2 separate regions of the Mus musculus genome follow, and region 2 is linked to region 1. A link is a contact called in ENCODE POLR2A ChIA-PET data. All regions are on one chromosome and are shown on one strand. The core of a region is the stretch at or near the end of the contact, and the rest is flanking DNA. Distances in the headings are between cores, read along the strand shown. Region 1 holds the start of Otud7b (OTU domain containing 7B). Region 2 holds the start of Bola1 (bolA-like 1 (E. coli)).

The links. ChIA-PET counts read pairs that join two places held with the same protein, here RNA polymerase II (POLR2A).
Region 2: POLR2A ChIA-PET joins it to region 1 with 10 read pairs in embryonic stem cell. The contact joins the promoter of Bola1 here to the promoter of Otud7b in region 1. POLR2A ChIA-PET finds 5 or more read pairs at or near these places in 3 of 5 experiments (Patski and embryonic stem cell).

What each region holds. Positions count from the first base shown.
Region 1 is chr3:96,102,307-96,106,406 of GRCm38, forward strand. It overlaps Otud7b (OTU domain containing 7B), which reads left to right and starts at 2,221. Exons shown (of 12, transcript NM_001025614.1): 1 at 2,221-2,513. It overlaps Gm30044 (a long non-coding RNA gene), which reads right to left and starts at 2,050. Exons shown (of 2, transcript XR_375856.2): 1 at 1,882-2,050.
Region 2 is chr3:96,195,171-96,199,270 of GRCm38, forward strand. Bola1 (bolA-like 1 (E. coli)) reads right to left here and starts at 2,416. Exons shown (of 2, transcript NM_026975.2): 1 at 2,380-2,416; 2 at 1,418-2,109. The coding sequence starts at 2,106. The coding sequence ends at 1,693. Sv2a (synaptic vesicle glycoprotein 2 a) reads left to right here. Exons shown (of 13, transcript NM_022030.3): 13 at 1-13.

The DNA.
Region 1 (4,100 bases), core at 971-3,470:
TCACTAAGACAAGGAAACAAAAACAGTTGTCAGGGTGGAAAAGAACAGTGAGCTGAGCGGCAGATGGGGGCGTGGCCTTGTGGAGGATAAGGGGCGTGGCCTTGTGCACACTGCTGGGGTTTTCTTTGATGATTTTTCCATACTATTCTACCTGGTTGGGGGTGGGGGGGGGGAGACTCCGCTGTACTCAGGCTGCTGTGACTATTTACTATCAGATGGTAGCTTTCGGAGCATCGGACACTGTGACAGTGTCTGCACACTGAAAGAGAAGCCGCTCCTAGATAGGCAAAGAAACGGACAGCATAGGAATGGGAAGGGAGTCACTTAATGGATTAGGGACTGGCTGAGCTGGGACCAGAACCCAGGTGGCCTGGCTTCCAGCCCAGCTGACCACACTGCTACCCACACAGACAGAGCTGGCCAAGACAAGTAGCCCATTGAGCAATTACACAAACAACAATGCCTGATGGATGGTCGGAGTAAGAAACAGGCACAGAGCAATGGCAACCCCATCACTTCCTGATCCCTAAATTTCCAGGCAGGCCTACAATGTGCGATCGCTTAAATGGCTTTGACCAGCAACTTGGCTCAACTTTTTAATCTGGACCACTTTTTGTGGTCATTGCCACAAAACAAAAACAAAAACAAAAACAAAAACAAAAACAAAACAACAACAACAACAAAACCAACCCCTCTGCCTTGTACTTAAGGTGGAGAGAGCCTTTGAGCTCCATACCTGGTCCTAAGGAGTGTGTGAAAGTGTGTTAAACATAGTTAATCGATGAGTGTGAAAGCAGCTCTCAGTTTTGCAGAGTTCTGCCTTCCCACATCAGACTTAGCCAGCAGGGGCTAGTATGATCTACGGAATTCAGTGAGACCAAATCCTACCCTCTTCTCAAATTTGTCACAAAATAGTAGTTGCAATCGGTACTCCCTGGATCTTCTAAGCTCTGGCTTGCTAAGTTGCATTGTAAGTTGTGGTATCTTCCAAAGGCACCAGCTACTTTGCTTGGCTGAGACATGTATACGTGGCCTTAGGTTCAGCCCTAAACTTTCAACTCTAAACTTAAGGGTATTTTTCCAGTGGGTTTCCTGTTTCAGGTGTCAGTTCCTAGTCTGGATAATTCTGTGCTCTATCCTTCCCCATTAGAAACCAAAATTCTCAGCGAATACTGAGGAAAATGAAGAGCCAACTGCATTATGCTTTTACATAAACCCAGTGAACATAATTTTGATAATAAACACTGCCTTGAATGTGTGGATTCTAGAGATCTGAGTTAAATTTTAGGATTCATTTGGTTAGAGTATAGCATAAGCTGGGCCCATTTTTGTGTTTTCAATAAAGTAGTTCTTCTGGAAGCAGTCCATATTCCTTTACAAACATGAAAGGCTGAGATGGCTTGTTTGTGTGCTCCTAGGCACAGCTCATTGTAACCTCCGTGACATATATGTTTGTTTTGCTTTATATAAAATATTTCAGTGAATTCTATTAATACTAAATTGTTAGATTGCTGATGCTTGGGATTTATGTCTTGTTGCGTTTTCTATTTCCAGTCTTCCAGAATACAGTGCTTTTACAACAGTAGGGCTTCAATAAGTAAAGGCATTGAGTTATGCTGTAATGTTGTAAAAACACATTGACAATGTGTTTTTACAACATTAACTAAAAAACTGACTGTGGCAGGGATGTTACTAAGGGAGTATTGTTATGCAAGTGAATATAGCAAAGGGTACGTTCACGTCAAGAGTGAAGGAACAAGGGGAATGCATAGCTGGGTGGGGCTGGTTTGTAAGAAGCGATGTTCAATTCAGTCTGGTTGGTCCAGGATTGCGTGGAGTAACTAGAATTTCAACCTTCTCAAGTATTTTTATCCTTCTCACCTTTCGAAAGCTACTCCGCCAGTCTCCATTTCTTCCCTTAGGGCTGGCGCCAACTGATGCGACCCCAAAGTCTTAACAGTCCATGCCGAGCTCCCAGCTCCCGCTCAAAAGTGCCTCCGCCCGGGGGCTCGGGGACGCGAGCCAAAAACGCGCGGGGTCACGCGCCGGGCAAGCGCCAAACCGGCCACAGCCCCAAAGCGGTCCCGAGGGCGGGGCTGCTGCGGGGAGGGGCGGGGCGGGACGGGGCGGGGCCGGCCGCGCCGGGCGGGAGGAGGCCCGGGGGCGGCTAGGGTGTCACCGCCAACCCGCTCCGGCCGGAAACGGGCGCTTGTTTCCGGCCGGACGGCCGAAAGCCACCGATCCTGAACCAGCCGCTGGAGTCGGAGTGGCGACCCGGTGTGGAGGAGCCGGCGGAAAGCCATTGGGAAGAGGCCAGCTCCGGTCAGTCCCGGCTTGGCTCCAGCTCTATCTCCTGTGGAGAGCAACAGCCGCGGTCGCAGTGTCCGCCTCCGCCTCCATCGTCGTCGGGGGAGGGGCCGCTTGGACCCCGGGGTCACTGCCGAGGAATGAGGCGAGGCGGCCGGGCCCCGCGCTCCGCCCCGGCCTAGAGCCTTGCCCCGAGAGTCGCGAGGGTAACGGAGACCCCAGCCCTGACACCCTCCCCATCTCCTCCCCGCTCCTCCCGCCTCTCCAGCGCCCCAACTCTGCGTCGTCGAGCTCCACTGCTCACTCTCTCTGACGAGACTTCACCTGAAGCCATCTCCCCCTGAGCACCCGCTCTCTGCTTGGTCCCCACCTTCCTCCTTCACGCCAATCTTTCACCTGCGTCCTGCGCTCTCAGCCCTGGCCGGCGGTTCCTGTCCCTTCCCCAGCTGTGCTGGGCAGTTTGGATAGTCCCCTCTTGTCAGCTAGACTTTGGGAGACGGATGGCGGAGTTTTAGGGTGGTCTAGATGCAGCCCCCCCCCCCCAAGTAGGATAAAGTTCTTTTAAAGTCACTATAAAAGTAAAAAAGAAAAGCCAAGTTTGTTCTTAACGATAGCCAAACTGAGGTGCGTCCAGTAATGGAGGAAGGGGGGTAGGGAGGGAGGAGAGAGAGAGGGAGAGGGGAGAGAGGAGAGAGGAGAGAGAGACTGTGGTGAGTGTAGGTGTAGAAATTCTAGGGCAGGCTTATGGACTTCAGAAAAAAAAAGTTTCTGTGCGCTGATGGAAACTTTAGAAGCTGATGATGAGTAAGCTGGGGGCTGTGTGATCGCACTCTTCTCATAATTACTAGGTTAACGGTGTGGCTCCTGTTGAGATGGAATGGGATTTGTTTACTGGGCCGGCGTATTTTTAGCCTGTCGGCTCACAAGGACCAGCCCTCAGAGTCTGTCTCTCTTCTCTGGTGATAGAGTGTCAGTCTAACATAGGTGTCTTTTCTGGGCACAAGACACATGTAAAAATGGGGAAGTTGAGAGAAGCGAACTGGTGAGATTTGATCTAAGAGGTTATTCCCCCTCCCCCAAATTTTTTTTTCCCCTTAGGGAATTTTCATGACTGCAAAGCCAATCGCTAACCCGCTTTGACTTTGGCTTTCTTTATCTTTTTGTGAATACTACATAGGGTGTTTTATTTAGAAGCTGGTAATTTGTGGGTCTTTGGCTTTTCCTACAATATACTTAGGTCTTTTAGGATGCTGGATCCCTTTGTGTCTCAAAACCTGTCAGGTGGATAAGAAAAATAAGGAGAAGTGGTGGTAAGAAGACTCCAAAGGAGTAGCTAATTTCTATTTTTTATTTTTTTCTATGTTGCATATCTAAAAAGACATTTAGGAAATGTGTTTCTTAGTCAATGAGATTCTGTTCCTGAGGGATGGAGAAGTCTGCCAGGGAGAATCAGACTTGTAGTTAAATGTTGGCAGTATATAACTTACATAGGAACACATTCTAGGTAAACAATGAGGAATTAATTATGTTCTTTACCCTCATTGTTTTTCAAGCAGGTCTTTTAAGTTTACTAACCTGCTGTGCTAGTCTATTGATATTTTGAAGGTTAAAGAGAATGTAAAATAAAAGAAATTGCTGTTCCTCCTGTACAGCACTGAATGCAGTCTGTTCTGACTTTACGTGAACTGGCATCTTTCGAGCACCTTTGTAATCCAGGCTGGTTTCTGTGTACTTAGAGATTGCACATGAACACAAATATTAGCTCATGCTAGGCATAATTGAGAAGGTAAATA
Region 2 (4,100 bases), core at 1,166-3,665, 93 kb after region 1:
CTAACCACAAAAAGAAAAAAAAATCTAAATTCACCCTCCGTACGCTACGTCTGGTGCCCTCAACCCTAAGGCCATTCCGATTTTGTAACTGAACCAGGTGGTGACTGTTTAACTCTAGTGTCTGTGCTCAAAGGACTGCCTTCTCCTCCAGTGCCCAGTGTGTGAATGTGCGACCCTTCTTTCACCATTCCGTGGCTGGACGTAGCCTTCTCCCTTACTGCATCCCCAGGGGATACACATCCACCTTCCTGTCTCCTGGGGAACCCTAAACCTGACTCCATTGATGTGAAAAAAAAAATGAAATGAAAAATACTGCTGAAAAATAAAGGGTTCGAACCCTTAAAACCCAAAGTGGCTGTGTCTGCTCCTGGCTTCTTCATTCATTCTCCCATACTGACTATCTGGGGAAGATAAACTAGTGTTGGAGAAACAATTCCTTCTCTTATCAACATGGAATGGGGTACCTCAAACCTACATTTTGTTTATTTAAAAACATTTACTTATTCTGGCTCTAGACGGTTAAGAGCCCTTGTTATTCTTGCAAAAATCGACATAAACATATTTTATTTGCATGAGCATTTTGCCTGCATATGTATATATGCACCATGTGCCTGGTACCCACCAAGGCCAGAAGAGGGCATTAGATCCCTTGCAACTGGAGTTCCAGTCCTTCGTGAGTCACCAAGTGGGTGCTGGGAATCAACTCTGGATCCTCTGGAGAGCAGAAAGTGTTCCACCACTTCTCTGGCCCCCCAGTTTTAAGCAATTTCTTTTGGGAATCCCTGCTACCTGCAGCTTGTCCTCGATTCTCCTGCCTCAAGTCCACGCTGCGCTACATTTCTCTTTTTTCTTTTCTGCTCCTAATGCTGGAATTAAAGGTGTGTGTAATTATTAAAGGTGTATTATATGTAAGTACATGGTAGCTGTCTTCTGACACTCCAGAAGGGGGCGCCACATCTCATCACGGATTGTTGTGAGCCACCATATGATTGCTGGGAACTGAACTCAGGACTTTCGGAAGAGCAGTCAGTACTCTTAACCACTGAGCCATCTCCATTCCCCAAACCTAGCCAATGTTTATTTCGGTTCTTTTCCTGCTTCAAATGCAGGAATTCCCTCTTTTCCGGGTTAATTTTGGTATCCTTGCAAAACCCAGATAGTTCACTTCCTCACAAATCCCTTCTCTAGCCTACAGGTAATTTTCTTCTCATAAGAACGTCTGTAGGGACCTAACAGCTGTGTAAACCTGATGGCCTCTCTGAGTTCAATTCCAGAACCATGCAACTGGGGGAGGAGTAACTCCGAAAATTACTCTCTGACACCCAAGTGCGCAGTGGTGTTATGCAACCTCCCCCAGCCCCCATATGCACTAATGATGTGTAGCTCCAATTTAACAGGTATTAAGAGCACCGTTTGACCTCATGCACCAGCTTCTCTTTTATTATCATGGCCCTTTCCGATTCATCAGGACCTTTCTCTAGTCTAGCCCAGGCAAGGGCAAGAGGGAGGGAGTGGCTGCTCTCTCCCTGGGCTAGCTTAGCTTTCACCAGAGGTGTCTTTGCCTCTGCATGGTGTTCATTAGCAGAAAAGGCAGAGCTCCTGGTCCGTACAAATCAAGGAATAAGGTAGTAGTGATGTAGTAGTTTATTCTCAGTCGACCCATTCGGATCGTTCTCCCAATCCAGGTATTTATTAAGAGGTCCCTCGAGTTTTCTTGCTCCCACCTAGGCAGGGGGGACTAATGTCCAACTGTGGGTTTTCTCTCCACTGGGCGGGGGTCTTCGCCTGGATGGCCAGGGCATGTACCGGTCCAGCCAGCTCCTCCGACAGTGCCTCGTGGACCAACCGGTGCCGTTGCAAGGGGCTCATCCCCTCGAAACGAGAGCTCACCACCGCCACGCGAAAATGCGTCTCGCTGCCTGCTGGGACTGCGTGGCCACCGCTCTCGTTGCGCAGCTCCAGTACCTCGGGGCTCAGGGCTTGCTCCAATTTGGCGCGAATAGCGGCTTCCACTGGTCCTGCAGCCGCAGATCCCGCGCTGCCCCGCGATACACACGAGCGCGTGGCCATGGAGACCATGCACTGGGCCGATCGCGCACTTAGCATTCGCTGCGGAGAAACGAAGGACACGGGACTGAGTCCACACACCCTGCCCACGCACCCCAGACAAGCACACCCTGGAACCGCCTCTACTCTGCGTGGCGGGTTAACGCGGCTTCTACGCCGGTAGCGGAGAGACAAAGGCGATTGAGCGGCCAGAGCGCTAGGCACTAAGGGCACTGGGAAAGCATGGCTGGGAGCTGAAAAATGGAAAATGTACAACTTGGTCCTTTTGGCTGAGTCAGAGCCCTATCGTCTCTCCGAACCCTAGGGTGGTACCTTTGTACTTGCTGCGCAGCCTGCTGTACCACCGCTTGATCTAACAACCGAATTTCCGGTCGGACCACGCAAACGCCGCGTCAGGAGGCTCGCTAGGAAACGCAGTCCGGTTGCGTCTGGCAGGCGTTACCCAGTACCCAGAGGTTTTATGGGAATTGTAGTCCCTGCTTCTCCCGACCGGTAAAATCCTGCAAAGTCGGGAAATTAGAGCAATAAAAACAAAAGTGTTTCCTGTAAATTTAAGATGGTTGCACCAGATTTGTAGCTTCTTGATCTATAACCCAAATAGCTTAAGTCATTTGTATGTAATTAATAAAAAAAGAAGTCTCATGTAGCCCAGGTTGGCCTTTACCACTCTAGAAATGTCCATTATTTCCTGATCCTCCTGCCTCTACCTCCTACCTGCTGGGATTACTGTCCTGGGTTATTGATAGAGTGCTTCCATAGCAAAAACAGATTCTTATGAGATTACAGCGGACCTTGCTCAATTCAGAGGGGAATGTCTGCTGGGACAGTTTTCTTCCCAAGATAATCTGTCCTGCCCCAAACAGAGAATTCCAGTGAGAAGGAAAATGAAGATCGTCACACAGTTCCCTAAGAGCTGCACTAACTTGCCTTGCCCCCGCGCGCTTCTGTGTAGGACCCCAGCTTTGTTCCTTTCGGAGATTCCTTTGTTCCTGAGAGAGATAGAATAAAGACAGCCCTGCTCTCAGAGTTTACAAAGCACTAGAGAAATAGTCATAATGTTCATTGTGATACCGTGTGTCAAGTGTGTGGTGGAAATACACACAGTTTACTGTAAGCATATTACCTACACGTGAGGACCAAAGAAATGACAAGAGACTTCTTAGAGCAGTGTAGGAGAAACAAGAAGACCACTTTCTCACCTCATTTGGTCAGGATGTGGTAACTGAATGAAATCAGCACATGACTGCAGTCTCCCCTCCCCTAGCCTGAAACCTGCTTGCTCAGGGGTGGAGCTTCCTGCTCATTCGTTCTGCCACGCCCACTGCTGGAACCTGCGGAGCCACACACGTGCACCTTTCTACTGGACCAGAGATTATTCCGCGGGAATCGGGTCCCCTCCCCCTTCCTTCATAACTAGTGTCGCAACAATAAAATTTGAGCCTTGATCAGAGTAACTGTCTTGGCTACATTCTTTTCTCTCGCCACCTAGCCCCTCTTCTCTTCCAGGTTTCCAAAATGCCTTTCCAGGCTAGAACCCAGGTTGTGGTCTGCTGGCCGGACACAACACATGACCACTCCAAGGAATGGCTGAGGCAGTTCCTACTCTGTGTGTGAGGGAGAACACAGCCAGAGGCATCTGGAAGGGTCTAGTGCAGGAAGAAAATAGAGCAAGCTAAACAGCAGACTGAACAGGGCTATGAAGGGAGAGGAGGGGAGGGAGAGTGAGAGATGGAGAGAGAGAGAGAGAGAGAGAGAGAGAGAGAGAGAGAGAGAGAGAGAGAGAGAGAGAGAGAGAGAGAGAGAGAACCAGAGCCAGAGCCAGAGTCAAGAGAACCAAGAAAGCTCATGGCCAAAATGGCTGGGTTATATAGTATAGGAGTCAGAAGCTGGAGAAGGGAAGGGAAGCCCTGAGCTGGAGCAGTTTGGAGATAGGGTGAAAAGAGCTAAGGAAAGCCATAGATAACGAGTTCTGCTGCCAGCGTGTACTTTGGTGTAATAGAAACCATAGTTACCTATTTGTCCCTGGCTTCTTT